Linked DNA regions of Homo sapiens: regions 2 and 3 are each linked to region 1. A link is a loop called in an ENCODE intact Hi-C map of the cell type or tissue named here. Cell type or tissue: Panc1. All regions are shown on one strand. Links, peaks and the distances in the headings refer to the core of each region. The heading gives the core; the rest is flanking DNA.

Evidence for each region. Hi-C counts contacts between places; a loop is a spot of excess contacts. Peaks named below come from ENCODE experiments on the same cell type or tissue, not always from the same donor. Only the 100,000 strongest peaks of a DNase experiment are listed, where the experiment ranks them.
Region 2: a loop joins it to region 1, with 11 times the contacts of the local background. A loop is called at or near these places in 30 of 110 quality-filtered maps.
Region 3: a loop joins it to region 1, with 10 times the contacts of the local background. A loop is called at or near these places in 96 of 110 quality-filtered maps.

The regions. Positions count from the first base shown.
Region 1 is chr9:105,410,427-105,421,825 of GRCh38, forward strand. It overlaps a transcript of SLC44A1 not described here. Among named protein-coding and RNA genes, the nearest start is that of FSD1L, 32 kb to the right of the region's middle. In Panc1, for the core only: CTCF peaks have their summits at 3,297, 3,501, 5,130 (motif pointing left) and 5,331; a DNase peak (open chromatin) is centred at 5,145.
Region 2 is chr9:104,774,316-104,783,219 of GRCh38, forward strand. ABCA1 (ATP binding cassette subfamily A member 1) reads right to left here. Exons shown (of 50, transcript NM_005502.4): 50 at 6,691-8,904. It overlaps NIPSNAP3B (nipsnap homolog 3B), which reads left to right. Exons shown (of 6, transcript NM_018376.4): 6 at 1-3,449. Among named protein-coding and RNA genes, the nearest start is that of NIPSNAP3B, 15 kb to the left of the region's middle. RefSeq lists an enhancer at 929-1,178. In Panc1, for the core only: CTCF peaks have their summits at 6,606 and 6,809; no DNase peak of the experiment used is centred there.
Region 3 is chr9:105,154,055-105,165,453 of GRCh38, forward strand. LOC105376197 (a long non-coding RNA gene) reads left to right here. Exons shown (of 4, transcript XR_930205.3): 4 at 830-887. Among named protein-coding and RNA genes, the nearest start is that of SLC44A1, 85 kb to the right of the region's middle. In Panc1, for the core only: CTCF peaks have their summits at 3,234 (motif pointing left), 3,433, 5,826 (motif pointing right) and 6,028; no DNase peak of the experiment used is centred there.

The sequences.
Region 1 (11,399 bases), core at 2,894-7,893:
TATTTCTTCAAAGAAGTTTAAAAATGGCCATGAAGCACATAAAGAGATGCTCAATGTCATTAGGGAATTGCAAATCAAAACCACAAGGAGATACCACTTCAAACCCACTAGAATGACTATACTCAAACAAATAGACAATAAGAAGTGTTGACGAGAACACTCATACATTGCTGGTGAGAATGTAAAATGGTGCCACCACTTGGAAAACAGTTTGGCAGTTTCTCGATAAGTTAAACATAGAATTACCATGGGATGCAGGTATATATCCCAAATGATTGAAAACAGGTGTTCAAAGAAAAACTTGCTCACAAATGTTCATAGTAGCATTATTCACGATAACCAAAAAGTAGAAATAACTAATGTCCATCAGCTGATGAATGATAAGCAAAATGTTGTATATCCATACAACAAAATACTACTCAGCTGTAAAAAGAAATGAGGTACTCATACATGCAACAACATGGATGAACCTTGAAAACATGATGCTAAGGGGAAAAAGCCAGACACAAATGGCCACATATTGTATGATTCCATGTATATGAAATATCTAAAATAGGCAAAATCCATAGAAACAGAAAGCACATTCATGCTTATCAGGCACTGGGGAAATTGGGAATTACTGCTTATTGGAAATACGGTTTCCTTTTTGGGTAATGAAAATATTCTGGAACTGTATAGTGGTGATGGGTGCAAAACTTTGTGGATGAACTAAATACCACTGAATTGTACACTTTAAAATGGTTAAAATGGTAAATTTTATGTTATATATATTTTACCAGAATAAAAATAAAGACATACAGAAAAGTTAGAAGAATAGTTCAAAGAATTTTTATATATACCCTTCATCTACATTCCCTAAATGTTAGTATTTTAATGCATTTGCTTTTTCTCCTCATTTCCACTCCTCTATCCTTCTTCCCTTCTCCTTCCCCTTCCCCTGCTTCCCTTTTCCTACCTCTCCCTCCCTCTCTCTTGCTCTGTCTCCATTTCTCTCTGTCTCCATCTCTCTTGGTCTCTCTCTGTGTATGTGTGTGTGTGTGTGTGTGTGTGTGTGTGCGTGTGCATTTTACAGACCTTCTTTAAATTTTAACAGTTGTCCCACTAATGTTCTTTATGGAAAAAAGCTTTTTTTTTTTCTGGTCAACAATCCAATCTAGGATCACACATTGCATTTCATTTTCATGTCTCTTTAATCTCTTTTAACTTGGAGCAATTGCACAGTCTTTTGTTGTCATTCATGACCTTGATGTATTTGAAGAGTCAGGCCATTTATTTTCTAGAATGACCTTCAATTTCGGTTTGTCTAAAGCTTCCTCATGATTAGATCCAAGGTATGCCTTTTTGGCAGGAATACCACAGAAGGCATAACTGTGTCCTTCTCAGTGCATCATATCAGGAGGCACATGATCTCGTTTGTCCCATTACTGTGTGCTAACTTTGATCATTTGGCTAAGGTGGATCTTCCTGGTCTCTCCAATGTAAATGTACTGTTTCTCCCTTTGTAATTAATAAGTATCTTGTGGAGACATATTTTGAGACTATGTAAAAGTCCTATTTCTCATCAACTTTTCACATTATCTATTCACATTCTTCTCTGAAACAGCTATTACTGGTGTTTTCATATAATGATGATTTTCTAATTTCATCATTCTTCCTATATTTATTAGCTGGTGTTCTACTGTAAGGAAAATCTCTTCTCACCCACTTAGTTTTTCATCAAATAAATATTTATTCATCAAATAATATATATGTTAAATAACGTTTTAATTAGTCATCAAATACATATTTATTTGTTGAATAAATATTGATTATTCATCAAATAAATAAATATCAAATCCCAGATTGTTACTTTTTTCTGTTATCCTCATTTATTTTTATGCCCACATTGTCTCAGATTTAGCCAATGGGAGCCCATTCAAGCTGGCTCCTGTACTTTTGATCTGTCCCCATCATTCTTTGAGTACTTCCTTATTCACTGACGCAACCAGATGTTCCAAGCTCATCTTATGCTTTCCTGGTTTCAACTCTGTAATCAGCCAAGTCTTCAAGTGAGCCCTAGTTCCTTTTAATGGAAACTGGTATTTGGAAACCAAGGTCTGGGCACAATATGTGCTTTTGTGGTAGCTATTTGATAATAGCGACCACATGATATACAGCAGGAGAAAGGAAATGACTGCATTACTTTTTTTTTTTGAGATGGAGTCTCACTCTGTCACCCAGGCTGGAGTGCAGTGGCGCCATCTCAGCTCACTGCAACCTCCGCCCCCTGGGTTCTAGCGATTCTCCTGCCTCAGCCTCCCGAGTAGCTAGGATTACAGACACCTGCCACCACGCCCGGCTAATTTTTTTGTATTTTTAGTAGAGACCGGTTTTCACCATGTTGGCCAGGCTGATCTCGAACTCCTGCCTCAGATGATCCACCCGCCTCGGCCTCCCAAAGTTCTAGGATTACAGGCATGAGTCACCACGCCCTGCCTACTCTGCATTACTTTTTATAGGTCAATCCACACCTGGAATATAAATGAATGAGAGTGTTTTCAGAGACAAGCCTAGAGAAGATATCTACTGGGAAAAGAGACATCTTGGGGTAGAGAAAGGGAAAAGCAATGATTACTATATTCAAATATCTAAAGGGATGTTGTAGAAAAAATGGTGTCTATAGTCATGTCCTGAGCCCCTAAAGGGTTCTAATGGTTGGAAAAAGAGACTTCTGTTTCATCAGTCAATTAACATATGTTAATCACCTATTACTATCAGGCTGTGGCAGTGAGTGCTGATTGCCCTGCTATTGCTCTTCTGCCCATCTTTTTCATGAATATAACCCAGATATCATTCTGGTTAGCAAAATGCCTTACTAAAATACTCACCTTTCCATACTTCCCTGAAGCTTGAAGTGGTCGTATGACATAGTTCTGCCCAATGAGATATAAGCTGAAGAATACTGGCAATTTCCAAGAAAATTTCGCCTTCCCAATATAGGTGCCGCCCATCTTCCTGGTTTTCCCCTTCTCTGGCCTGTCTGGAATGCAGATGTGATCCTACTTGAAAGAACAAAAGACATATTACAAACACCAACAGAACCACAGACCAAAGATGGCAGAACCAAAAGATAGAAGGAGCCTGGTTCCCAGAAAGCATTCTTGCCTGATTTCTCCACAGTTGGGCTTGATGTCTTCTGGGCTTACTGTTACATGAGAAGAATGAATCCCTTTCTTGTTTAAGCCACTATAATAGGTTTCTGTTAAATGCAGCTGAGATGCAGTCCTAATCCAGGCACTATGCTAAGTCCTAGGAGGGGAAAGGCCACCTAGTGGAGTCACTGGCTTTTCCTGCCTATCAGACAGAATGTGAGGAAGACTTCCTAAAAACTGGAACACTACCAAGATGGACTTAACCCCAGGAGAAGACGTGATCCCCCTGACTACGAAGGAATGTGTGTAGAGGCTGGGTGGTACTTTTGCAGCTGGGATGTTGTAAAGCAGTATTGAGCACAGAGTGAAAGGCTAATTCAATGACCTTTAAAGTCTATTCCAGTGCAAACATTTTTCTAAGAGTCAGAAAGTTAAAAAAAAAAATAGATGGACTCAGGGCATGCTAAGCTTTCGCTGGACAGTTAGTGTTTGGTTTTTTTTTTTTTTGTATTTTTGTTTTTTTGAGACAGAGTCTTGCTCTGTCGCCCAGGCTGGAGTGCAGTGGCACGATCTTGGCTCACTGCAACCTCTGCCTCCCGGGTTCGAGCAATTTTCCTGCCTCAGCCTCCCAAGTAGCTGGGATTACAGGCACGCCCACCATGCCTGGCTAATTTTTTGTAGTAGAGATGGGGTTTCACTGTGTTAGCCAGGATGGTCTCTATCTCCTGATCTCGTGATCCGCCCGCCTCGGCCTCCCAAAGTGCTGGGATTATAGGCGTGAGCCACCACGCCCAGCCGACAGTTAGTGTTTTTTAGCTGTAGTCTGCATTTGGATCGATGATTTTCATTAAAGTTCCTAAGAATGCATGCTCCCTCAGCACCCCCTGGGTAAACATGTTATAGCAATTTTAAGTTTCTAATGAAATTTTTGTTGTAATTTATTTGTAGCAATCTAATTTATCCCTTTTTTTACGACTAGAATTTTTATTTATCTTGGATTTACAAAGTTAATATTGCCGTAAAACATAGCAGCATTTTAATTTTTAGATAGTAATAGATTTATTATTTTTATCTGTGTTTAAAATCATAGTAGTCTGGGCACCGTGGTGCACAACTGCAGTGCCAGCTACTCAAAAGGCTAAGGCAGGAAGATCTCTTGAGCCCAGGAGTTCTAGGCTGTAGTACGTGATGAACACACCTGTGAATAGCCACTGCACTCCAGCCTGGGCAACATGGCGAGACCCTGCTAGAACAAAAAAGAAAAAAAAACCATAGGAATAAGATGCATTTTCACCACTTTGGAATGTTTATGTCCCATAAACTAACCATTAGGGATCTGTTTATTGGCAGAGTTTCTGTAAATATATGAATGCTCTTGATGAGAAAAGGAGATTTTTTTTTCCTCTCAGAGTGGAAGCCAGGTTCTTTGGTGGGATACTCACCCATCAAACATAAGAAAGGAAAGGTCAAGACTTTACTGGGTTCTATGGTTGATCCCAAGCCTGAGATAGGAGGATGAGCTGCACAACTTTGTGAAGGTAGCCAAGGGTAACTGGGAAGTTATTAAGGGCACAATAGAGGTTTATTGAGTGAATCAACAAATGAATCCTTTGGCAGCCTGATTGTTTCTGAGTAGGTGATTTTGAACAGCCCACAGTTCAAAGATTTCTCAAAGCCCACAGTTTTGAGAAATCAGTGTTTCTCAAAAGGCATCACAATAGGGGGTGCAAGGAAGGTAAAAAAGGCAGCGTTTAAAACAGAAATTACTCAGGGTCTCACTTCTACCTGCTGAATCAGAATCTCTGCAGCCAGCAGACAGAAATCTGCATTTTAACAAACCCCAACCCAGTCCAGAGGATTCTGCTGTATAATAAACTTTGCTAACTATGGACACGCATGCTGTTCCAGCTGAAGTTTCCACGGAGGGACGGAACCTTAGAGGGAGGCAGGAGTTCCAGCTGGAGCAGGATTTTGGGGTGGTCGTCCTTGAGAGGGCAGCCATAGTACATGTGCTTGTCTCTAGCGACACCTGCTGGTTGAGAGTGACAATTAACAACCCCTGAAACTACACAGGTGTTTTCTCTAATGGGGCCTCCAATACTAAAGGCATTTAGTGTTTGCATTCTAACAGCGGTAATTAACATACCAAAAGCCCCAGATATGGGACACTAACTTTTATATGTGTATCCTCTTTTCACTAGCTTTCAGGTAGAAACAATATATACTTGAAGAATATTGTCCTTCGATTATCTTACATGTTTCTTAGAATGAATGTTCCCGTTTTACGTTCATTTGAAAAAAGATCAACTTTTGGATATTCTCTGAAAGGATTGACTGAATTTTTTTTTTTTTTTTTTTTTTTGAGATAGTATCTTGCTCTGTCGCCCAGGTTGAAGTGCAGTGGCGTGATGTCGGCTCGCTGCAACCTCCACCTCCCGGGTTCCAGCGATTCTCCTACGTCAGCCTCCCAAGTAGCTGAGACTATAGGTGCCCACCACCATGCCCAGCTAGTTTTTATATTTTTAGTAGAGGTTTCACCATGTTGGCCAGGCTGGTCTAGAACTCCTGACCTCAAAAGATCCACCCATCTTGGCCTCCCAAAGTGCCGGGATTACAGGCATGAGCCACCGCACCCAGCCTACTGAACTTTTTGACTAGGGAATTTGTTCTCTGTTATTGTTTTATGGAAATAAGAAGAAGCTAATTCTTATCTGACATCAAAGACTCCAGGCAAGATAAAAAAAAAAAAAAGTACCATGATATCTTAGAGAAAAATTGGTTCTTCTACTTTCCTGAGCACCTACTATATGCCAGTATTCCTCTCAGGGAGGCTCACAGTTGAGGGATGGAGAGGGGATAGGTGTGGTCAGTGTAGCAATAGAAGTGTGTATAATGTGTCACAGTAGTTGGGGGTGGGGGCAACAATTCATTCCATTGGGGTGGGTCAAGGAATAAATTGAGGCCTAGGGGAAAAGTGTGATCTTCCAAATCCTCCACAGACATCGCCAGATCTGAAGTTCCCAGAAAAGAGACTGGTGTGTGCTAAGGCATAAAGGTGTGAAATAGCATTTGCGGCATATGCACTTGGAAAGCAGTAACCTCCAAATAATATGTTCTTATAAAGTGTGAGGCTGGAAATGATAAGAGATGAGGCCAAGGAGTCAGGCCACGTCTCACCCACCTGCCAAGAAGGTTAGATTTTATCCTGTAGGTGGTGAATAACCACAGAATAGTTTAAATTTAAGATTTGCTTTTTATCAGGTTGTTTGTCCCACTTGACTATCCATGCACAAAGTATAGAACCTCCTATTTATCTGACAGTGGTCAAAACTGAGTCAAAAGGCCTAAGATTATATCTATTAATTGAGAATTTCATGCAGATTAAACACAAAAAGTCCCAGTCCCTTTGGAAAGTAACTTAGCATTCTGGTAATTACATTTGACCTGTGTGCTGTAAAAGGTTTTGGTTTTGGTTTTAGTTTTAATGTAGATATTTAACAGAGCTGAATTTCTGTGCCTTTTATGTGTGAGCTGCTGCACTGCCTCCTCTCCTTGTCCTAACAGGGACTCACACACAGCATTCCCCTCACACAGACCCCAGAAAATCCCATCGGTGTCCTTACTGGGGCCAAACACTGAGCACTGGTTCCTAGAACCTGAGGCATGAAATAAACCAATTCATTGTTTTCTGCATAATTTCACATGCTTTTAAAATAATAAGTGATAATGGATACATTACCATGTTGCCTTTCACAACAGGGTAAGATGCTCACTTTGTGGTCGTACACATGATCAGGACCTTCCCTCATGGAAGAAGGATAAAGAAACCTTGTTTCACCCTCCTCCCTCCTGCTTGGTCTTCAGCCATACCATGCATGTCTTTATGCACTTATCATGGTCTGGTGGAAAAGCATGGAATTTGGAATCTGATGGACTTGAGTTTGGATCTTGCCCACCCCATCACCTTGCCAAGTTCCTTAACTTCTCTTTCTTTACCTGGCAAAAGGAGCTAATAATGCCTTCTCTTGAAGACTGAGTGAAAAGTGTGATTATATCCTGAAACCAGTGCCCAACACACAGCAGATTCTTAATAAATGCTAGTCCTTTCCATTCTTTTTCTATCTTGCCCTTGATATCAGTGAGCCATCAGAAGGCCAGGAAGCAGCCAGGCATGGTGGCTTATACCTGTAATCCCAGCTACTCAGGAGGCTGAAGCTGGAGGATCATTTGTAGTCAGGAGTTTGAGACCAGCCTGGGCAACATAGCAAGATCTCATCCCTACAAAAAAAAAAAAAAAAAAAACAATTTAATTAGCCAGGTATGGTGGCATGTGCCTATAGTCCCAGCTACTCAGAGGACTGAGGCAGGAGTTTTGCTTGAGCCCAGGAGTTTGAGGCTACAGTGAACTATGATTGTACCACTACAGTCCAGTCTAGCCAACAGAATGAGACTCTGTCTCTAAAAATAATGATAATAGGCTGGGTGCGGTGGCTCACGCCTGTAATCCCAGTACTCTGGGAGGCCGAGGCGGGCGGATCACCTGAGGTCAGGAGTTCAAGACCAGCCTGGCCATGGTGAAACTCCATCTCTACTAAAAATACAAAAAATTAGTCGGGTGTAGTGGTGCATGCCTGTAATCCCAGCTACTCTGGAGGCTGAGGCAGGAGAATCTCTTGAACCTGGGAAGCGGAGGTTGCAGCGAGCCGAGATTGCGCCATTGCACTCCAGCCTGGGCAACAAGAGCAAAACTCCGTCTCAAAAAAAAAAAAAAAAAAAAAGAAAGAAAGAAAAAGATAATTAGAAGTAAATAATTTTTAAAAGACCAGGAAGCTCACAGCCTTCAGTTCACACTGCAACAGTAGTAATTGGCCATTAGATCATGCTGTTCAGTGTTGTCCTATGGGGCTTACCTCTGGAACAGGTTAATTAAATAAAATCACACTTCTTAGCTTACAGATTTTCTGTCTTGATGTCTTTGTAAAGATTTTGAGCTGTTTTGGGTATGGAGTCTGACAGTCATTAACTAGCCCCCACCCTTCCCACTCCCCTGTTGTTCCAAGAGGACCCCAGTTCTGTCAATATTTGCTCACCACTAGATGTGGGCCACAACCCTGAAATGATTCCCAAAGCCAGGCCTTCCTGGCCTATGGGTTAAGCTGCCCCAGTTGCACAGATAAGCAGCTTGTGCCTGACTGGCCTGCCCCCAAATCAGGAGAGAATCTCTTAGCCACTCGTGCTGAAATGTGACTTTCTTATTAGCAGATATTGTCTAACAGACTGTGGATTCTTGCTCATTGGCCAAGTCAACAGCCTAAAGGACCTTACTCTCAAAAATTTAGGTAAAAGTTAATCTTTGACTTAGAGGGACAACATTTTTGGGGACAGTCTTCATTGCATGTAGTTTGCTCTGTTTGCACTCATCTACTCTTAATGTAACATCCTGGAAATGCCAAGATGTTGGCAGATTGTAACTGAACAAAATTTGGCAGTGAACTTGACAATCAAAATAGAGCCAAGTGACAAAAGTTTGAAAAGACACAAAAGAAAAAGATTTACAAGCTGAAGAACGCTAGAGTTAGCATAGAGACATATGGTTATAGAAAAAAATGCGAGTTTGCAAAGCTGTAGCACAGAACAGCACTAATATAAATGCCTGCTCAAATGTGGCTGCAAGACAAAGCTGGTGCCTGATATGGGGAGATAATGATGATCCTGAAATATTACCCTGCTGTATTTGTACTTGAAGGATTTTAAAGTATGTTCAAAGTAAATTTTATCTGTGTTTAATAAGCTCACAGGATAAGAAAGGAGATTGTGCCTTCATTGTAGTTTTATAAAGAGAGTATCTTTCAAGACATACACAAGACAGGAAAAGGAAAACCAGTCTTTGGAAAGACCATATGTTGCAATCTGAGAATTAGAAGGTTTGAACATCTATATTCCGAGAAGCCTCTTATTTGCTTTGGAACTCCCAACTTACAGGTATAGCCAACTGTTAATTATTAATACAAATTAATTTAGTAATTTCTACCTTCTACCTAGTTCAGAAGTTCTCTTAGAAGGCCATGTATTTCTAGCTGGGCGCGGTGGCCCACGCCTGTAATAATACCACTTTGGGAGGCCGAGGTGGGTGGATCACCTGAGGTCAGGAGTTCGAGACCAGCCTGACCAATATGATGAAACCTCATCTCTACTAAAAATACAAAAATTAGCCGGGCATGGTGGCATGTGCCTGTAATCCAGCTACTCTGGAGGCTGAGACAGGAGAATCACTTGAACCCGGGAGTCAGAGGTAGCAGTGAGCCGAGGTTGCACCATTGCACTCCAGCCTGGGCCATAATAGTGAAACTCTGTCTCAAAAAAAAAAAAAAAAAAAAAAAGAAGGCAATATGTTTCCATGCTGCCTGCTCTGAGAGTTGAGAGCAAAATCTGTTGCTTCCTACCTCCCATGCAGTGCTCCTTGCCCTGTCTTCTGGAACAGCAAGTGCCTATGCCGTTCAGCAGTTCTTCGAGCATTTGATTAGAGGAAGCATTTGATTAGAGTTCTCTTTTGTCTGCCATTATTCAGAACAAATGCATGGTCTCCAAGCCCTCCCCATCCAGGATCCCCGACCCTGACCCTAGCAGAATGCGCCCTATTGCCTTGCATCACCCCAAGGTTTTGGCAGGAACAGAGGAAAGAGGCCAAATGTCCTATTTTACTTCTTGTTAGAGTTCTAGAAAGACCAAGGCAGTGAAAACACTTGATTAAATAAAAGTCAGGAAAATTGGTGACTTTTTTTATTTACAAAATGTCGGCGTTCTCTTGGGCATGGGAAATTAAAGTTACAAACACTCTTTCCTTTGTCCCGGAGACATGTGCATGGTGAGGTAAAAGGGAGAGTTACAAAGACTCTTTTCTTTCACTGAGAATCATGCATCCCTTTTTAATATATCTCTTTCTTTTCTTTCAAATTAAAAATGTGCCAGAAAGTTGAGCTGATTATGAGTCAGTGCCAAGCTTATCCAAAATGGATGTTCTAGGCCGGGTATGGTGGCTCACGCCTGTAATCTCAGCACTTTCGGAGGCTGAAATGGGCAGATCACCTGAGGTTGGGAGTTCAAGACCAGCCTGACCAACAGGCAGAAACCCCCTCTCTACTAAAAATACAAAATTAGCCGGGCGTGGTGACACATGCCTGTAATCACAGCTACTCGGGAGGCTAAGGCAGGAGAATCACTTGAACCCGGGAGGCGGAGGTTGCAGTGAGCTGAGATCGCACCATTGCACTCCAGCCTGGGCAACAAGAGTGAAACTCCATCTCAAAAAAAAAAAAAAAAAAAAAAAAAAAAGGATGGTCTAGATAGACGTGCTGTTGTGTTGCTTTGATGTCCTACTGAGTTAAGCACTGCAAGAGTCCATTCAGAAAGACACAGATATATAGCATAATTTTGATAAATAAAAACAATTCAGAAAATGTTGAATAAAGTAACAAATATCCAGAGTTCCATAGGTTTAACCGTATCATATATTTTTAAAAGGCAGGTGTTAAGCGTTTTAAAAACTATTTCACCTTAAAATTATTTATTTTCCTTATAAAACAATACCTGGAAGTGGTTCCTCTGGTTTTCAAATATATGATGTGATAAATGGAATGCATTAATATTTTATGAATTAGATGTGCTGGAATGGCATACATTGCTCCTGGAACAGCTATCATTTACTGAACACTTTTTCTCCTTTTGCCTAGTAAGCAAAAGCCACTGTGCTAAGGGCTTTCTAGGCATTATCTTTAAATCCTTGTAAGAATCATGAGACAGAGAGTGGTTCCCATTTTAAAGTTGAGATCACAATGACTCAGAAACTTAAGTTATATTACTAGAGGTCAGAGAGCCTCTGGCAAGTTATTCAACTAAGCATTAGAGCCACCGTCATTAAAAGAGTTCTGGATTACAGGAGTTTATATAGTAACCCACATTCAGAGAATAGAGCAGCGACACTCATAATCCAATCTTGCATTAGGTTCACAAGACTTCAGAAATCTCTTTTTTTTTTTTTTTTTTTTGAGACAGAGTTTCCATCTGTCGCCCAGGTAGGCAGAGTGCAGTGGCGCGATCTCGGCTCACTGCAAGCTCCGCTTCCTGGGTTCACGCCATTCTCCTGCCTCAGCCTCCCGAGTAGCTGGGACTACAGGTGCCTACCACGGCGCCCGGCTAATTTTTTGTATTTTTAGTAGAGGCGGGGTTTCACCGTGTTAGCCAGGATAGTCTCAATCTCCTGACCTCTTG
Region 2 (8,904 bases), core at 3,905-8,904, 640 kb before region 1:
AATGTGAGATATTATTTATGAGAGGCAGGCAGTGGCAGCTTAAACAGACATACCTCCTCAGCATTCTTTTCCATGCAGAGTTCAAAGAGGCCTAAGACATCTCACATTTATGTGAAATAGTTGAGGCACAAGTATGTGGTTAACTACACATAAATTACCAATAAAATTAAAAGTTAACTAAAATACTACAGAAGACATTTAATATTTTGCTTCAGACTGTTATAGTACCTTAGGGTTATGAACATCAATTACCTTTGAGCCTTACTATATTTAAAGGGAAGGGGAAGCTGACATTTTTATCTTTTTTAATGGGTACACTCTACGTTACCTTAAAGGCTTCCCCGGTTTAAGCAAAAATAGAATTATGTGGTTTAAATCATATACCTTATTCTTCATACTTAGCTCCAAGTAGATTATGACTTTTCCTAAAACTTAACATGACAGAGATTTGCCTTCCAGGGGGTCTAATTTGAAGAGGAAAGTAATTTAAATGTATAGGTTTATATAATAGCATTGTATTTTTCTCTATTTTATTCATTCTTTCATTCTCTTCGATGACTCCCAGCACCTGCGCGTCCATCTTCATTCTTAGCCAATGACCTTTCCTTTTACTTAACAGAGAAAATAACAATCAGAAGAGTCTTCATAAGTTCCCACCCCGTCTGCCCGCTTTCTACAGCCAACCCCACATGCCCTGCCTTCTCTCCTTTCACTGTGGATGAACCGCCCGTGCCCCAAGCAAAGACAAACCCTCCACTTGAACACTCACTTGCTGAAGGATGTGGCTTAGGCAGTTTTCCTGTCTCCTGAAGCCACAGTATTCCCCTTCAACTGGATTCTTCTCCTCAGCATATAAATATACTTTTTTTTCCTATCTTTAAAAAAAAAAAAGAGTAAAATCACCCCATTTTTTTCCTTTACAATATGACTCAAAAGAGTAGTTCATACTTCCTGCCTCCATTTTCTTCCCTCACATTATCTCTTAAACATTCTCTGATCACGCCAGCCAAATTGCTCTTGTCAACTCATTTCCCAGTTCTCATTTCACTTGACTTGTTAGCAGTTGACCTCTCCTTTCTTCTGGGAAGTTTCTTCGTTTCTCCGAAACACTCACTGCACAAGCCTTCATATCTCCTAGTCTCCATCTTGTCTCTTTGACCTCTGATGTAAGGACTGAGTCCTTGGACCACTTCTCTTTTCTATTTATACTTACTCCCTGCGTCATCACCCCCAGTCTTGTGGCTTCAAATGCTATCTGTGTGTGGATAGCTCCTCCAGTCCACACCTCTTTTCTGAATCTTTTTTCAAATTCACACATGTGAATTTGAATTCCAGGCTCATCACATCCAGGTGTGTTCCCCACACCTCCACCTGAATGTCTATTAGAAATCTCACACCCCTCTTGTCCAAAACTGAGCTCTTGATCTTTAACCAGAAACTTTATCTCAGCTATTGGCAACTCCAGGTTTCTGTTTTGCTCAGGCCACAGACTTCAGAGTCATTCTCACACTGCCTTTTCTCTCATACACCATTATGTACCTGTCAGCAGGTCCCAAATATCTAGAATTTGATTGCTTCACATCCCTATAGCAACTCTCCTGGTTCAAGCCCATCATCATCTGGATTTTTGGGAAGTGGTCTTAACTGGTGTGCTGCCCTTCCCCTCTGCTCTCAACCCTATTTTCAACATAGCAGTCAGAATAATCTAAAATATAAACCAGATCATATCACTCCTCTGCTCAACACCCCCTCCCAATACCTTCATGTCATCCTCAGAGTTATTGTCCAAGCCTCTAACTGTGGTCTACAAGTCTTTACATGATCTGTCCTGTTACATTTTCCACTCTCGCTCCAGACCTGACCTAAGAGGCTTTTCTCTGAACTTGCTAAACATGCTCTTACCTGAGGGTCCATTCCCACTGCCTCTGCCTGGAATGCTCTTCCCCAGACATGCATCTGCGTGGATCATTTCCATGCCTCCTCAGGTCTTTGCCCTCATGAAGCCTTCCCTGACAACCCTATTTAAGATTGTAATCCCCTCCCACAGTGGCCCCTATCTGCTAGAGACTGAATGTTTTTGTCCCCCCAAAATTCCTATGTTGAAGCCTTAATCTCAACATAGGAGGTTTGGCCTTTGTGAGTTAGTTTTAGATGAGGTCATGTGGGTAATAGAATTAGTGCATTTATAAGGGCGTGAAGAGCCCTCACTGTGAGGAAACCAGAATGTAAGCCTTCACCAGAACTTCTTCATGCTGGCACCCTGGTCTTAGACTTCCCAGCCACTAGATCTGTGAGAAAGAAATGTTTGTTGTTTAAGCCACCCTGTCTATGGTACTCTTGTTACAGCAACCTGAACTAAGACACTATCCCTCTCCCCTGCTTTCTTTTTCTGTTATCACCATAATTAATGTTTTACTTATATATGATTTGTTAATGTATGTCTCTTCCCACTAGAAACCGAATTCTATGACAGCAAGGGTTTTTGTTTTCATTATTGTCATATTACCTGTGCCTGGCATGTGATAAGCCCTAAGTACTTGTTGACTGAATTAACATATGAGATCTGTGAGTCTGAAAAAAGAAGTACATCATTCCTTCACATGTCATTTTGAGCCACTGTTAACAGATTACATAACTGTTATTGGAAGTGCCTCACTACTCCATTTGGAAAGTATTCCTGGAATACACGATGAATGACTCAGTAGAAGTTCTGGCTATGGGGGAGTGCCATCAATAAATAAAAATAATACCATTGTCTGTTGGTTATAAGTTGCTGTCACAGACTATGAAGGTATTTGAATTGTATTTTCAGGAAGAGAAACAGATATGCAACCAATCTGATTTGGTTCCACACCCTGCCACAGAAGTCCCAAAGGAGAAGCAAATGCCACTTGTAGACTCAAACTCTGGACTTCATTCTCAGCACCATCTCTTAACCTACTGAGTAAATCCTATGAACCTGACTAGGGTGGCAACTGAAGTTGTAGTACTTTCTGTCTTCAAAGGAGGGTGAACCTGGAGTATGTTGGAAGAAGTGTTAGGTTCATTAGAGACACCTCTTTCATAACTGCTGTCACCTAGAATGTCTATTCTCTAAGCACCTTCTTGAAAGAAGCACATTCCCCCAGGAGGAGGAAATGGTTTGTTTTCTTTAGTGACAGTTGGCCCAGGATCCTAAGGTAAAGGAGTATGGGCACTAGACAAAATGAGTTTTATAATAGTCGATTGGAAGGAATGGAAGTTTTTGAATCACAGGCTTCTGCCTTGAAAGGGCAAGTCCGTGGTGGTCATGAACCACCCAGAGTGTGTACAAGGCTCCTGCCAGAAGAAATGCCTGTAGGATTAAAAGCAAAACAGCAGAATCAAAAAGGAAGGGCACGATGATGCCCAGGTGCAGCCTATATTATTAACAGACAAGGAAAGAATCCAAATAAAAGTTCTGTAAACCAGCTGTTGTCCTGTTTTCTGTTTCCCTTCAAAGCAAAAATATAGATTTGCATATATTTGCAGTCTCCCCTTCCTTGCCTCTCAGTCTTCCCTGAAAATCTATTCCAGTTAGGTCTGCATCCTTGTCATGCTGAAATGACTCTTAGGAAGGTCACCAAGGACCTCTGTCTTAACAAATTCAATAGCCATTCCTGCCTTTACTCATTTACATTCCTTACTCATCTTCTCAGCAATGTTGGACATAATTGACAACTTCTGCCTTCCTGAAACAATAATTCTCTGAGCTTCAACATATGGCATTATACTCTTCAGATTTTACTCTCTCTCACTGGCCAGTCCCTCTCAATTTCCCTGGCTAGCTTCTCTTCTAAATGTTATAGGATCTCAGGCTCAAGAATGTTCCCTATCTTCATTCTCTCTAGGTAATCTCATTCAGTCCCGAGGCTTAAATATATACGTACCAATAACTTGCACACTTTTTTTTTTAGATGGAGTTTCGCTCTTGTTGCCCAGGCTGGAGTGCAATGGTGCGATCTCAGCTCACTGAAACCTCCGCCTCCCAGGTGCAAGCGATTCTCTTGTCTCAGCCTCCCAAGTAGCTTGGATTACAGGCATGCACCACCATGCCCAGCTAATTTTTTTGTATTTATTAGAGATGGGGTTTCACCATGTTAGGCTGGTCGCAAACGCCTGACCTCAAGTGATCCACCCGTCTCGGCCTCCCAAAGTGCTGTGATTATAGGCGTGCACCACCACGCCCAGCCAACTTGCACACATTTATCTTATTTTCCATCATTGCCCCTGAGCTTCAGACTGAAATACCCACTGCATTTTTAACACAACCATCTACCTAGTTCAGGTCACAAACTAGAAGTCACCTTGCTAGCTCTCTTTCCCTCAGCCCTTACATGCAGTCTGTCAGCAAGTCCTGCTGGATCTATCTCCAAAGTGGATACTGAACATTACCATAGCTCCCTATCTGTTGCTACCATCTTAGTTCAATCCACCATTATCTATTAGTCTTCCTACTGTCCTTTCTTCCCATAGTAGCCAGTGTTCTTTCTGAAACAGTAGGTCACACCACTACTGTTTAAAACTCTCCAGTGGCTCCTTGTTGCACTAACAATAAAATCCAAATACCTTAAAAAGGCTGGCGAGATCCTGTGAGATGTGGTCCCTGCTATCTCTCCAGTTCCACCCCCTGCCACTCTTGTCCTTGCTAACTCAGTACAAGAGACATTAGTACAGATAGCTCTTTTACCACCTCAGCTTGCCAAGCTTTTTCCCACTGGGGCTTTTGCAACACTTATTCTTTCTTCCGGGAATATCCTTCGCACCCACCTTGAAAGGCTGCTCCTGCTCTTTTTATTCGATTCTGAGCATGTCACTCCTCAGAAAAGGCCATCTCTGACTTCTCTCCATTGTTATCCAATTACCATGTCTTATTTTCTTCTTAGCACCCATTGCTGTCAAAATACATTAGATGTGTTTGTCCACACATCATCTTTCACCACTGAAATATAAATTCATTAGAGCAGGAATTCTATTTTCTTCTACATTGTACCCCCTAGTACCTAGAGAAGTATCTGGCATACAGTAAAGTTCAATAAATATTTGTTAAATTAATGTATATTGATGCTGATGTGATTTTACAAGGTCAATTTTAACTGATACCTAACTTCAACAAAAAGAACCCTCTGCCACTTGACTGAACCTGTACCTTTGGACGAGTTTCTTATCCACTGAGCTGTAATTTACTCATATGTAAAATGGTACTTTTTACCTCATAGGGCAGGTGTTGAGAATTAAATGAAGTGCATGACAACACAGTAAACACTTGAAAACTGAAGCTAAGTGGGTTTTTTTTTTTTTTTTACTTAATGTAAACATTACCATTACAAAGTGCCAAGTTTTTTGAATCTGGAAAAGTTCTTTTGGGCTTTTCTACAGATAGAAGAATGTTTTAGTCAAGGCTCATGGGTAGGGCCAGGCAAGGTGGCTCATGCCTGTAATCCCAGCACTTTGGGAGCCCAAGGCAGAAGGATCACCTTAGGTCAGGAGTTTGAGACCAGCCTGGCCAACGTATAGTGAAACCCCATCTCTACTAAAAATACAAAAATTAGCTGGTTGTGGTGGCGCATGCCTGTAGTACCAGCTACTTGGGAAGCTGAGGAGAATCGCTTGAACCCGGGAGGCGGAGGTTGCAGTGAGCCAAGATCATGCCGCTGCACTCCAGCCTGGACGACAGAGCGAGATTCTGTTTCTCAAAAACAAAAACAAAAAGCAAAAACAAAACCTCATGGGTAACATATTTTCATCTAAATTACCTGCCTTTTTATTTTTCAATAAAGTTTTTTCCTCTCCCTCGTCATTGTTCACGAAGAAACAGTGTTCTATGATTTCATTAAAGTCACTATAACATGAACTTCAAGATAGGAGGATGAAGTTGTGATGCTGATGCTCAGGGGGCATCTTGGCTCACTTGAAGCCAAGATTTTTCTGCACACAAAGTTCAGATCTGTGCCACAGGAAAAGGACTGCTCACGACACTGTCACAGCCATTCCTGAGGTCACAAATAGAGACAGCCTCTTGTACTTCCTCAAAAGGACTGTTTGACAGGGATTCTTCAAGTAGCAAAATAAGCAGACATCTCTTTCTGAAACTGATTCTTAATGAGCTATGAAAAATACATTTACATTTATCAGCACTGCTCATATGTTGTCTGCACAGCACTTATTACAGGAAAAAAGGAAGGAATCACCGATATTAGTATCATTTCTGTTTCCATATCTACTTCGCCTTCCTGCTCACCATTGCCACCACCCCCAGCACCTTCCCAGTATAACTGCTACATTGTGTCCTTATATTTTTGGTTGAATAAACAAAAGGACACTGAAGGCTGCCTTTGTAGCTTCCCCTATACCAAGTGAACATTTATTAAATAAGCTCAGCTACAGAGCATTTTCAGAAATCTCAGTGCAGCTTCATAATCATTAAGCAGAATATTTATCTAAAAACCTCTAACACTTAATACCAGTTACTCAGTATCTTAACCAACATGAAAATACAAAACAACCTTTTATTTTCAAGTAGTCCCCTCAGTTCTCTTTTATGATTAAGGGAACATTTGAATCTTTTCTAAAGTTTTTCCTTTTGATCCAAATCACTTCCCCTCTACTTTTCTAATGGCTTTATAACCCTTCAACAGTAGGTGGTGCCACAAATGCACAAAAGTAAATTTCTGTAGACCAACAGAACTGTCACAGCTTTATTTTGTGACTCATTATATTACAACATAGAAATATGCATTTTAATACTTCATATAAAGTTATTGACATACAAAATTTTTTTTCTTTTTTCCTTTTAATGAAAATGATTTAACTTAGAAATCTGTTGTGAAACTTTTGTCTAGTTTTGCAATTCTCAGATATTCCAGTGCAAAAATAGATCCCATTACAGACAGCGTAAAGTGCTTGGAATGAGGGCCAATGATGAACAAAGAGCACAAAAACAGCTTCATCTTAGGGTATAAGAAGGGATAATAGCATACCTAAATCCTTATGGAAATAGAAACATTCTAAGGGGGATGCAACAATTTTGAAAAGAATTAGAGCAATATTTCTACAGTATTACATTATTACTAGTAGATAATAACAAGGGTACAAATTAATGTCTCAATATCAAAGTGGTTCAGTATTACATGACACATGGCTCTTTGGAAAATATTTTACCTGATATATACAACCACAAGAAGAAAACACAGACAAATGGCTTTAGTCAATGATTACTATACAGTGAATGAATGATGTGCAACATTTAATAGTCACAAAGCATTTGCTTTCAGTACAGATAATGAAATACAGTAGTGTGAGGTTTGGTTGTTTTTTAACAATGAATTGTGCTGGGCATTTATGTATAGAGGGCTTATTATTTTCTTCTGTATTTCTCATATTCACAGTTGTTAATAAGTTTTCTGAGGTGTCCCAAAGATGCAAAAGCAGAAATTTTTGAACACGTATTTTGAGAATTTCTGAAACTCACATAGGTACATTCCACAGGGAATATACAGAAATTTTGCTTGATTGAGTATAGAGTTGGTAAAAATTTCTACCACAATTAGGTTTACACAGGAAAATGTAAAAAATTACTATTTTAAAAGGTAACACAGTATTAATGAAGATGTATAACTATAGATTGTTTCTAGCTTCAGAAGAGGTCCTTTCAATCTGTATTAAAATGTTGTGTTTTCTTCAAAATAGTTCACAGTGCCTTTTGATTTTTTAAAATATGGCCTTGAAATCAGAGGAACCGAAGTAAGGAGTTGCTCATAGATTTACTATAATGAAGAATTAGAATACGATTTTAGTAAAATGAGGAAACCATAACTTTGATTTTGAAAAATATTAAATGAGGAGAAATTATTCTATAAATTCTGTATTTTTGAAGATACTGTAAAATGCAACGATGCCATATCACTAGTTATTGGAAATATGCCTTCATTACTTATATTTAAAATCAATATTGACTTTAACTTCTAAAACAATCATTTTTTTCTTTTTCAGCAGTGGGTTATATAATATTCTGTAAATTTAAAAAATATAGAAAGATTAATTTGAAATCTGAAGTCTTACACCTTTAGCGTTAATATTCAAATTCTGGAAAAAGTGGAAGAAGTTAGTAATGATATTGAAAGATCACTTGAACTTCCCCAAACAATAGTTCTCTCATATTTTTCTTTTCTCTCAAGACAGTTAACAGTAAGTATTAGTGAAACAGTATTTTTACAAATGTTTACTGACTAGAAAAATAAGACTGGGTTAGAAAACTCTGAAAAATGCTCCATATGGAAGTATTTGTTGTTTTTATATTTTTCTTGACTAGTGATTGAAGAGATGAAAAATTTGAGACTGTCAGATTTAATGGGGTATCCAATATCTGCAAAGCCAATTATTTGAAGGTACTAAATGCCATAAACACAAGTTGTGTTTTTCAGCAAGTTTTCAAGCTAGCTGTTTTCCCTGTTGAAGAATTCATTGTTTAGACTTGTGACCCTTATACTTTCTTGGCTTTTGCATTGTTGCAATTAAAAAAAAAAAAAAAAAGGCTGCCCAGTATTGTTACAGTGGGCTCCTACAACCACAAGACAACCTATATTTGTAAACCAGTGAGCTGAATAACATGGCACAGGAAGTGTACTGAGACTTAATATCTCTCTAGTCTTATACGTACGTACATACTCTTTCAGCTACAGCATACACTCAAAAAATATTTGATTGATGAAGTGAGATTAAGAGTATCCTAAATGATCTGAAAGAAACTCAAATATAATGTCATGAGATCCTGACCATCACATTGCTTTCTAGGCACTAGTCATGACTGATATGCAAACTTACATAAGAAAATAAAAATAGTGGGGCAGTGGCCATACTCCTCTATACCACAGGGTTCTACAAAGA
Region 3 (11,399 bases), core at 2,854-7,853, 260 kb before region 1:
GATATATATATGTGTGTGTATATATGCATATATATATATGTGTATGTGTGTGTGCATATGTATATACATATGTGTATGTATATATATGTTTATAATTTTTATGTTATACATTTGAACTATATGAATGTATAATCAGATTCAAAATTAAAATAAATACAAAAAGAAAATGCTTGTTCTGAGCAAGCCTTTTCTGACTCCCCCAAGCAGAGTAAGCTCACCCTTTTTTGGGGGTGGGGGTACACAGTATGACTCTGTCACCCAGGCTGGAGTGCAATGGTATGATCTCGGCTGACTGCAACCTCCGCCTCTTGGGTTCAAGTGATTCTTGTGCCTCAGCCTCCCAAGCAGCTGGGATTACAGGCACACACCACCATGGCCAGCGAATTTTTTCTATTTTTTGATAGAGATGGGATTTCGCCCTGTTGGCCAGACTGCTCTTGAACTCCTGGCCTCAAGTGATCCACCTACCTCGGCCTTCCAAAGTGCTGGGATTACAGGTGTGAGCCACCATGCCTGGCCTACCTTTTACTCCTCTCTTTGTTTCCAAATGGATTTACAGTGGCTTAAAAAGTTACCTACAATTAAGTAAATAAATTTAAAACAAACATGTAAAAATTTTACAGCAAAAGGAAACAAAAATATTTAAAAATACAGTAAACAAGGAGTGAGTTACAGCATCTCATACACAGTAGCCGTACAATTAAATGTTAGTTGTTGGTAGTAATACTTTGCACTAATAACATTAGTCATCACTGTTGATGTCATCATGTTTTCTGGCACATTTTATGTTTCACTGTCTTTATTTATGTTCCCTCTCTTGTTCACCTAGATCCTCCAGCCAGTCTGCAAGCTCTTCCAGGCAGGATTCTGCTTCTTTCATTCTTTTATCCCCAGCACAGAGTGCAGTCCCTGACACGTAGCAAGCATCCAGTACATGGGGAAGTGGAAGTGGGAAAAGAGAAGCAGCAGGACCAACCAGCCAAGTTTTGTGGTATTAGCACTCTGGAAAAGGAAACTGACTAGGACCTTCATGTAATAGTGGGAGCTTGGAGAGGAAGTGAGGAGGGAGGAAAATACAGCAACCCTTGCAGAAAAGGTGTACCTAACCCAGCTAGGGCAAAAGGGTAAAAGGGGTACTGCAGGCTGCTGCTAATCAGGGGAAAATGAGGAAGGTGAACATTCAGCTGAGGAAATGGTAGGAGTTTAGCCCGTTCCTGGAAAAGCAAGAAATGGAGCACGATACTAAGACCCCAGAAGAGAAAGACCTCCAGCACAGGAGATTCAGCTGAAGACTCTTTGCTCCTCTGATGACTGAAAATGGACCAGGGAGCATGTGAAAGACTGGCATTGGAGGAGACTCTCAGCTGGTATATGCTATCTATACTTTTGGTCTGTTGCTGTCTGTTCACTGAAACTCTTTGCATACACTCATCTGAAGGCTGAAGGGAGATAACACACTGGGTCAGAGATGTATTTTCCCCAGCAGAGTAAATCTCCAACTCCACAGGCAAGAGATCTGGCCCACTCCAGTCAGATCACCCACACCCTCTACAAAGCTGCATTTCTGTGGGCAACCGTGTGAGTCCTTAGTAGAATTCACAGGAATATATTGCATTATTTAATGTGTTAATCATCAAAACTGCACAGATTCTATAGAACTTATTTTAGAAATACAGATAAAATATGTATAAGTTAAGAGAAACAATGTCTGGGATTTCTTTCAAAATAATCTAGCCCAGGGCCCAGGCACGATAGCTCACACCTGTAACCCCATCACCTTGGGAGGTCAAGGAGAAAGGATTGCTTGAGGCCAGACCTGGGAAACATTGTGAGAGCCTGTCTCTAGGAAAAATTTAAAAATGAGCCAAGTGTGGTGGCATCTGCCTGTAGTCCCACTACTCAGGAGGCTGAGGTGGGAGGATGGCTTGAGCCTGGTGAGGTCGAGGCTGCAGCAAGCCATGATCGTACCACTGCACTCCAGCCTGGGAGACAGAGTGAGACCCTATCTCAAATAATAACAGTAATCATCATCATCATCAACATCATCTAGACTAGAGAGGAGAAAAGTCAGCATGCATTGATGAAACAAGATTCGCCATGTATTGATAATTTTTGAAGCTGGGTGTGGATACATCAGGTTTGTTATAAAGTTCTTCCTACTTTTTTGTATATGCTTTACATTTTTCATAATAAAATGTTAATAAAAAATAGTTTTCGCGGGGCCCAGTGGCTCACGCCTATAATCCCAGCACTTTGGGAGGCCGAGGTGGGCAGATCACCTGAGGTCAGGAGTTTGAGACCAGCCTGGCCAACGTGGTGAAACTCTGTCTCTACTAAAAATACAAAAATTAGCTGGGTGTGGTGGCTCATGCCTGTAATCCCAGCTACTCGGGAGGCTGAGGCAGGAGAATCGCTTGAACCCGGGAGGCAGAGGTTGCAGTGGGCCAAGATCATGCCACTGCACTCCAGCCTGGGCAACAGAGTGAGACTCCATCTGGAAAAAAAAAAAAAAAAAAAAAAAAAAAAAAGAGTTAAGTGCTGACCCAGGCCTTCAGGTAGCCCAGGATTATATTTTATGAGGCATATATTTACCCATGTGTTTTTTTTAGAATTATGCTTCATCAACTTGATAAGATCAATTATTCAGGGGTACTCTATCATCCTTCTGCTTGGTCTCTTTGAATAGTGGGATTACTGGTTATTATTTTTTCTTTTTTATACTTTTCTGTATTTTCAGAATTTTTTAAATGAGTGTCTATTGCCTTTATAGTTAGGAAAATCAATAAAGCTATTTATTATCAATGTGGACTCATGTATTTTTAATTTATAAAATGGATTATCACATTATGCATTATAATAAACCTATTTGAAATTTTACATGTGACAGGAGAGTATTTATTTCTACCCCACAAAGAGTAACAAAATAATACATAAAAATAAGAAGTTTGGATTGTCCAAACAGTAGCCATTAAGAAGAGAATGTACTTTATGTTAAGGATGCTTCTCCCTAAGAGGCAAGCCAGTTAAATGAAAAAAGTAGAATCCTGGATAAATATAGAAAATGTTTGCAGAAGGAAATTTTATTTCATTGCCTCAGTCCTAAACGGCATTAGCAAATACTGCAAAGTAATGAAGGAGGTCATTAAGAAGGAACTAGAAACGCCTTCCAATGTTATGGAAGAAATTCTGACATCTTAATTATATTCTGCCACCTAGTGACAAAGGAAGATTAACATACTTGCTTAGCCCGGCTACAACAGCAGAGAGGCCTGCCCTCCATCATCTGGACACCAGAGCCATGGCCTGACTGCCAGGGCAAGCCTGATCCTACAAGCGCTTGGTGCACAGCATCCTCTCTCTGCTTCTGCTCACAACTCTGGGAGACACTGCAAATATGGTCAAAAGCCACGGAGCTGTTCAGTCTGTGGCTGACAGACTTCCTATGGAGCCAGGTCTACCCTCTGCCACTCAGCACAGTGCACTGGGAACTTTGCTGTCTCCTGCCTGTTGCTAAGGACTTCCAGGGAGAAACAAATTACGAGACTAAAAAGGCATGGCTCACATTGGGCAATTTCATCCCTAACTTCCACTGGACTTAAAAAGAGGAATAAATACAGTGATCCCCTTACCCTGAAATGGGATAACTTTTTTATTTTTATTTTTATTTTTTTTTTTTTGAGACAGAGTCTCGTTCTGTCGCCCAGGCTAGAGTGCAGTGGCGCGCTTTTGGCTCACTGCAACCTCCGCCTCCTGGGTTCAAGCAATTCTCCTGTCTCAGCCTCCAGAGTAGCTGAGACTACAGGTGCACATCATCACACCTGGCTAATTTTTATATTTTTAGTAGAGACGGGGTTTCTCCATATTGGTCAGACTGCTCTGGAACTCCTGATCCCAGGTGATCCAACTCGCCTAGGCCTCCCAAAGTGCTGGGATTACAGGCTTGAGCCACCGTGCACGGCCTGGCATAACTTTTATGCACAAATCTTTGCGATTACACGAGGTGATAGGCACAAAAACTATTGATTCCCCCAATATAAATTGGGGAAGGAGTGGATGTTCTCAAAGCGCATTCGGGGCAGCCACACACCACCTGGAAGAAGCTTCGGGTCTCGTGGATGTGGCCCAAGTGAAGTGGTGGCCCATCATGCATTGCGATGGTGGGTAGGCGGGTAGGGGCGGGGCTAGGGCCGGAAGTAGAACTGTGGCCTCCATGGCCACTTGGGACCCCAGAGGTTCTATGCAAGAAACATAGACTCACCGTGATTCTTTTTTTTCTTTTCTTTTCTTTTGTTTTCTTTTCTTTTCTTTTCTTTCTTGTTTTGTTTTTTTGAGGCGGAGTTTCACTCTTGGTTGCCCAAGCTAGAGTGCAATGGCATGATCTCGGCTCACTGCAACTTCCACCTCCCAGGTTCAGGTGATTCTCCTGCCTCAGCCTTCCGAGTAGCTGGGATTACAAGCATCTGCCACCATGCCCAGCGAATTTTTGTACGTTTAGTAGAGATGGGGTTTCGCCATGTTGACCAGGCTGGTCTTGAACTCCTGATCTCAGGTGATCTGCCCGCTTCTGCCTCCCAAAGTGCTGTGATTACAGGCGTGAGCCTGCCTCCCAAAGTGCTGTGATTACAGGCATGAGCCATTGTGCCCCGCCCACTATGATTCTTTAGAGGCTCTTTGGGGTCTCCTCTGTGCTTCTGTCAGCAGTTTCAGTCCATTTTCCCAAGAACATTGGTGATAACAGCAGTGACATTTAATAAGGAAATTGATCCTGTGTAGAAACTTCATGGACAAGATTAGAGAATACAAATCTAAGTGACTGGCATCTGTAGGACCTTTTGATATTGGCCCACCTTTTCATATTGGCCCAATGTGTCAGCAAGAGCTGGAGAGGAAGCTTTTAAAGCTTGAGCAGATGGCTCATGGCATCAGAATAAATCTTCCGTGAAAGCAATGTCTGAGACGGGGCTAAACTAATAGTCTAAGTCAGGGATCAGTGAACTATCAGCCTGCTTTGTAAATAAAGTTTTATTGGAGCACAGCCGTGCTCATTTATTTAAATATTGTCCTATGGATGTCTTCACACTATAACGACAGACATAAGTAGTTGCAACAGAGACCGTGTGGTCTGAGAAGCCTAAAATATTTACTCTCTGGCCCTTTATAGAAAAAGTTTGCCAATTCATGGTCTGTATGAATTACCCAGGGAGAACATGGCTTTCAGTCTTCCAAAAACATCCATTCCTCCAGCTGGCTTCTAATAAGAATTACAGATGATATAGTGATGAAGTCCTAAGAATTCACTTTTTGGTTTAGAAGCTGATAAACTGGTACTCTTAAAAAAAAAAAAAAAAAAGAGAAAGAAAGAAAACAAAAGGAAGTCCAAACTTATAATGTTTGCCAGTTTCCATGGTGTAAATCAGGAGTTCTTAACCTCCACACCATTGGTGTTTGGAGCCAGATAATTCTTTTTTAGACGGAGTCTCTTTCTGTTGCCAGGCTGGAGTACAGTGGTGTGATACCGGCTCACTGCAGCCTCTGACTCCCCGGTTCAAGTGATTCTCTTGCCTCAGTCTCCCGAGTAGCTAGGATTACAGGGATACGCCACCACGTCCAGCTAATTTTTGTATTTTTAGTAGAGCCAGGGTTTCACCATGTTGGCCAAGATGGTCTCCATCTCCTGACCTTGTGATCCGCCCACCTCGGCCTCCCAAAGTGCTGGGATTACAGGTGTGAGCCACAGCACCTGGCCTGGAGCCAGATAATTCTTACGAAGCACTGGCCTTTAAAGAATATTGAGTAGCATCCCTGGCTTCTACCCACTAGATGTCAGTAGCAACCCCCCAGTTATGACAACAAAATATTAATATGTCTCTAGAGATTGTCAAATGTGCCCTAGGGGGCAAAATCTTTCTCATTGAGAATCACTGGTGTAAATACTCCTGCTATAACCAATTTCAAGCTAGTAACTTGACATCAGTGAACATGGATGTGGAGAAAGGTGCACACAGTCTAACAAACCAGTAAGAACCATCTCCAGTGCTGTGTGAGAACATACTTGCACAGGTAGTGATGTTGTTGCCCTATTTTTAAAATTGAGGTGCCTAACCAGGATCCACATAGAAATTAATCTGCTGGCAAGGTTAATTTTTTTCTTCAGGAAGTGGGCTGAATCTCTCTGCACAAAGTTATATACCATAAAGCATGGTTGAGATTACTATGAACTAAAAAATATCCAAAGCAAATATCAACATTTACCCCAATGGTATTTAAAACTCTCAATAATATATCAACAAATCCTATGGCTTTCCAGTGGATTTGACAGGATGAATGAGTCTCAAGGAAATTGAATGACTGTACTTGTTAGATGGATTTGGGTTCTGTTTTGTTGTGATTGTTGTTTTGTGGGGGATTTTGTTATTTAAGTCAAATGAATTTGGGGAAATATCTGCCAATAATTATGATATTATCTTTGGAAGACTTTGCATTAAAAGTACTGACAATGGTTAATTACTCAGAACCAATTACTAGGGACATTCTTGGGCCATGACATTAAAACCATTTCATCAGCACCCAGGAGGACATTTACCCTCCTGTTCCAGGACAGCAGCCATCTATTTTTATCTACAGTTTCAGTTGATTAAGCTATAACACTATTTCTATCAATCCTGAATTCTTGAGGGGCATTAAAATGCAAGTTTTGTAGGAGCATCAATAATGCAGTGTCTCTACTGAACTCGTGCTACTTAGAGTGACAGGCCAATAGCAGGTCAATAAAGGCTACAGTCATATTTTTCTTGCCAGATTTCTGCACAAGATCATTCCACACAATGACCAATGTTGTTACCACTTCTGGGTTTCCTTTCCCCTTACTAGTTGTGGCCTCCCTGGACACCACACACATACACACACACACACACACACACACACACACACAGAGTCATCCACAAATTTGAGCTTCACCTCCAGGGTCTCACCTGATTATTTTACCTTCATATAGGATGTTGGCATCTTGTGACATGTTAACACCCACTCATAAGAATTGCAAAAGTTCCCAGATGATCTAGATGCTCCCAAAATCTTGGCACCAAGGTATTACTTAAATATGCAGGACTTCTACAGTGAGCGGCAATAAACAAGTACCAAAATCTATATATCAAATTTGGGACAAATAAAGAATTCCAGCTTGAATTACTCAGACAGTACAACTACCAGAAATAGAGAAATTCTAATTATCATAAGGTGACCTTATGCAGTGATTTTACACACACACACACACACACACACACACACAATGATATAAAAGTTATAAATGCACTATAGCTTAGCATATGATTGTAAACCTCTGACCTTTAAATTGAGTAAAATTTACCCCCAATCCTTTGAAAATCTTCGCATACTTCATCTTCAACAAATAATACAGTAAATGTGCATAAAGACCATTTGCTCTACATGTAAAATTCTGACCTAGAAACCCAGACAAACAGTTTTTTAAGAATGAGCATAACGCAAAGACAAGAACAGTACAGCAAACCACCATAAATTAAAATGGAATTTTGAGAACTAGAAGGTTTCCTTTTATAAAATTGAGTGGCCTCTGTTTTGAGTGTATTCAAATTGAATAGTACTAGTAGAGTTAACAATGAAAAAGTTTGATAAGAATCAGATCACTACCAACAAGAGACTTTGAAAAAAATACAGTAAAATGTTCGGGCGCGGTGGCTCACGCCTGTAATCCCAGCACTTTGGGAGGCAGAGGTGGGCAAATCACGAGGTCAGGAGATCGAGACCATGCCGGCTAATACGATGAAACCCCATCTCTACTAAAAATACAAAAAATTGGGCGTGGTGGTGGGCGCCTGTAGTCCCAGCTACTTGGGAGGCTGAGGCAGGAGAATGGCGTGAACCCGGGAGGTGGAGCTTGCAGTGAGCTGAGATCGCACCACTGCACTCCAGCCTGGGTGAGAGAGCGAGACTCCGTCTCAAAAAAAAAAAAAGAAAGAAAGAAAGAAAGAAAGAAAAGAAAAAATACAGTAAAATAAGAAAGACTTTTTTGTTGTTTTTTTTGTTAAGACAGAGGCTGGAGTGCAGTGGCACCATCTCAGCTCACTGAAATCTCTGCCTCCCCGGTTCAAGTGATTCTCCTGCTTCAGCCTCCCAAGTAGCTGGGATTACAGGCATGAGCCACCATGACCAACTAATTTTTGTATTTTTAGTAGAGACGAGGTTTCACCCTATTGATCAGGCTAGTCTCGAACTACTGACCTCAGGTGATCCACCCACCTCGGCCTCCCAAAGTGCTGGGATTACAGGCGTGAGCCACTGTGCCCAGCCAACACCTATTCAGATTTAAACGTGATGACTCCTGGAGTCACTCCCACTCCTTTCCCTTCAGCTATGTAGCATTCTTTGTTTGCATAAGGCAGAGACTAGAGACTGTTAGGCTCAACAACCTCACCAGTACAACAGTTCAAGTGTACTGCTAACGCAGATCAAATTTGAGTCCCAGTTAAACGTTCCAGGGAATCCAGCACTGAAGAGGAGGGTTTTATTCAGGAGTCTTTGGGTTCCAAGTGAAAAAAATCCAACTCAAACTAGCATGGGCAAAAACATGGTAGCCAAATTCAGAAAGAATGATAGCCAGCTGGGCCTCAAGGTAAGACTGGATTTAGGGACTCAAATACTCTTAGCCCTCCCTTTCTGTTTTCCATCTCTACTGCTCTGCTTTGTCAGCATCTCTTTCTCAAGCCACCTTTTTCCAGCAGGAGAATGGAAGGAAAAAATGACCCCAAGGAACTCTAGGCTTATAACCAGAAAGGAACCAAGGGCCCTTTCTCACCAGCTCTACTTAGGAATATTCTAGGGAAGCCACTGAAGTAGTAGCACAACCAGGCTTGTGCTTTTAAAAGATGCCCCTGACTGCTGCGTGGAGAATATACTGGGCAGAGGCACAAATGCAAGCCCCGCTTGACCCTGCTGTTCCTCGGTGAAATCCTCTCTTCTCCTGCCTTCTGCGACACAGCAACATTCCTGGTCTCTGGTAGAGGCTAAGAAGCCCTTTAGGTTCATTTCTGTTGTCACCACAGAACATCTCCTGGGTACTTCATTATTCCCCAGTTGCACTGGGGAAATAATTCAGAGTACTATGCTGATTCTGAAGCTGGAACTCAAGTGGAAAATTTACTCAGACTGATCCTCAATATCGCTTCTTTCGATAGGTAAATCCAAACCATATTGTTCCAACTACTTTTTCTCCTGAGGCTGCTGTTACTACTTAGTTCAAACATATCCATAGCTCCTCAAGTTTAGATTTAAATACAGACTTCTCAGGCTCTCCACAACACTTCCCTGATTTCGTTTTTCTAAGCAGTTTTTTTTTTCTTTTCGGAGATGGAGTCTTGCTTTGTCACCCAGGCTGGAGTGCAGTGGTGTGATCTTGGCTCACTGCAACCTCTGCCTCCTGGGTTCAAGCGATTCTCCTGTCTCAGCCTCTTGAGTAGCTGGGACTACAGGTGCCCGCCACCACACCTGGCTATTTTTTTTGTATTTTTAGCTGAGATGGGGTTTCACCATATTGACCAGGCTGGTCTCGAACTCCTGACCTTGTGATCCCACCTCAGCCTTCCAAAGTGCAGGGATTACAGGCATGAGCCACCGCACCTGGCCTTTTCATTTTTATTACCTAGATATGTGTGAACACCTTCTCATAGAAGACAAATTCAGAAGTATACAGAGAAAAAGGTGGCAGCTCGCCTTTAGCCTTCCCCATCCCCTCTCCAGAGGTGACCACTCTCAACTGTTTGGCAGGTATCTTTCCAGTCTATTTTCAATACATTTATCATATATATGTATGAAAATACAGATGTCTGTTTTTATAAATATGACAAAGATAAGGCAATATGTACTGTTCGGTCAGTTGCCAACTACTATAACATATATAGTATTATTACTTAACAATATACCTTTCCATTTCAGTATGTATAGGTCTATCTCATTCTTTGTAAGGACAAACTAGTATTCATCAGGTAGATGCATTGAAGTACAGATCTACAATCCCTTATATGCAATTTTAGATCCAAAACATTCTGAAAACTGAATGTTTTTGGTACATTTACAGCAAATTCGTCTGGTGGTAAAACCTGATCTGAACTGACATGAAGCTATTTAGAGTGTTTATTTATCCCACTTAGTGAATATTCATAATTTTCAATGCAAAAATAATAATGTGTTTCATTAGGGAGGTCTCCCCTAGACCCCACTAGTGTTGTATAATATACAACCCCAAATTCTGAATTATGAAACTTATCTTCCCCAAGAGCTTCAAATAAATGACTGTGGATCTATAGTTTTGGGATTGGGTATATATATATGCTTTCACTTTCTTGAGAAAAGCTTATGAAATATGTAAAACTACTACTAAAATAATTAATACTTATCAAATGCTTATTATATACCAAACATTATTCCAATACTTTCCATAAACTAAGTAATGCAATCTTCACAATACTGTCAATAAGTATTATTATGATCCCTATTTTATAGTTGAGAAAAACTGAGTCACAGAGAGACTGAGTAATTTATGCAATTTCTATAGCAGTTTACTAAGTCAAAACTGAATCTAAACCAGTCTGGCCCCTGAATGTGTGCAGTTCATCCATTGTGCCATTTTACCTTTATGCCCTCTGGGAATAATATAATAAATATCTAGTTAGATCTAAGCATTTTTCCCCATTTCTCTGACATCATTTAAAAAAAAATAAAACCTGGCTGGGCATGGTGGCTCATGCCTGGAATCCCAGCACTTTGGGAGGCCAAGGCGAGAGGATCACTTGAGGTCAGGAGCTTGAGACCAGCCTGGCCAACATGGTGAAACCCCATTTCTACTACAAATACAAAAATTAGCCAGGTGTGGTGGCACGTGCCTATGGTCCCGGCTACTTGAGAGGTTGAGGCACAAGAATTGCCTGAACCTGGGAGGCGGAGGTTGTAGTGAGCCAAGATCATGCCACTGCACTCCAGCCTGGGCGACAGAGTGAGACTCTGTCTCAAGAAAAACCAAGCCAGGCCGGGCACGGTGGCTCATGCCTGTAATTCCAGCACTTTGGGAGGCCGAGTTGGGTGGATCACAAGGTCAGGAGTTCAAGGCCAAGATGATGAAACCCCATCTCTACTAAAAATATAAAAATTAGCCAGGTGTGGTGGCGGATGCCTGTAATCCCAGCTACTCAGGAGGCTGAGGCAGAGAATTGCTTGAACCTGGGAGGCGGATGTTGCAGTGAGCCATGATCACACCACTGCACTCCAGTCTGGGCGACAGAGCAAGACTCCATCTCAAAAACAAACAAACAAAACAAAACAAAACAAACAGAAAACCCTACAAATACAGTTGAACCACCGTGTACTCC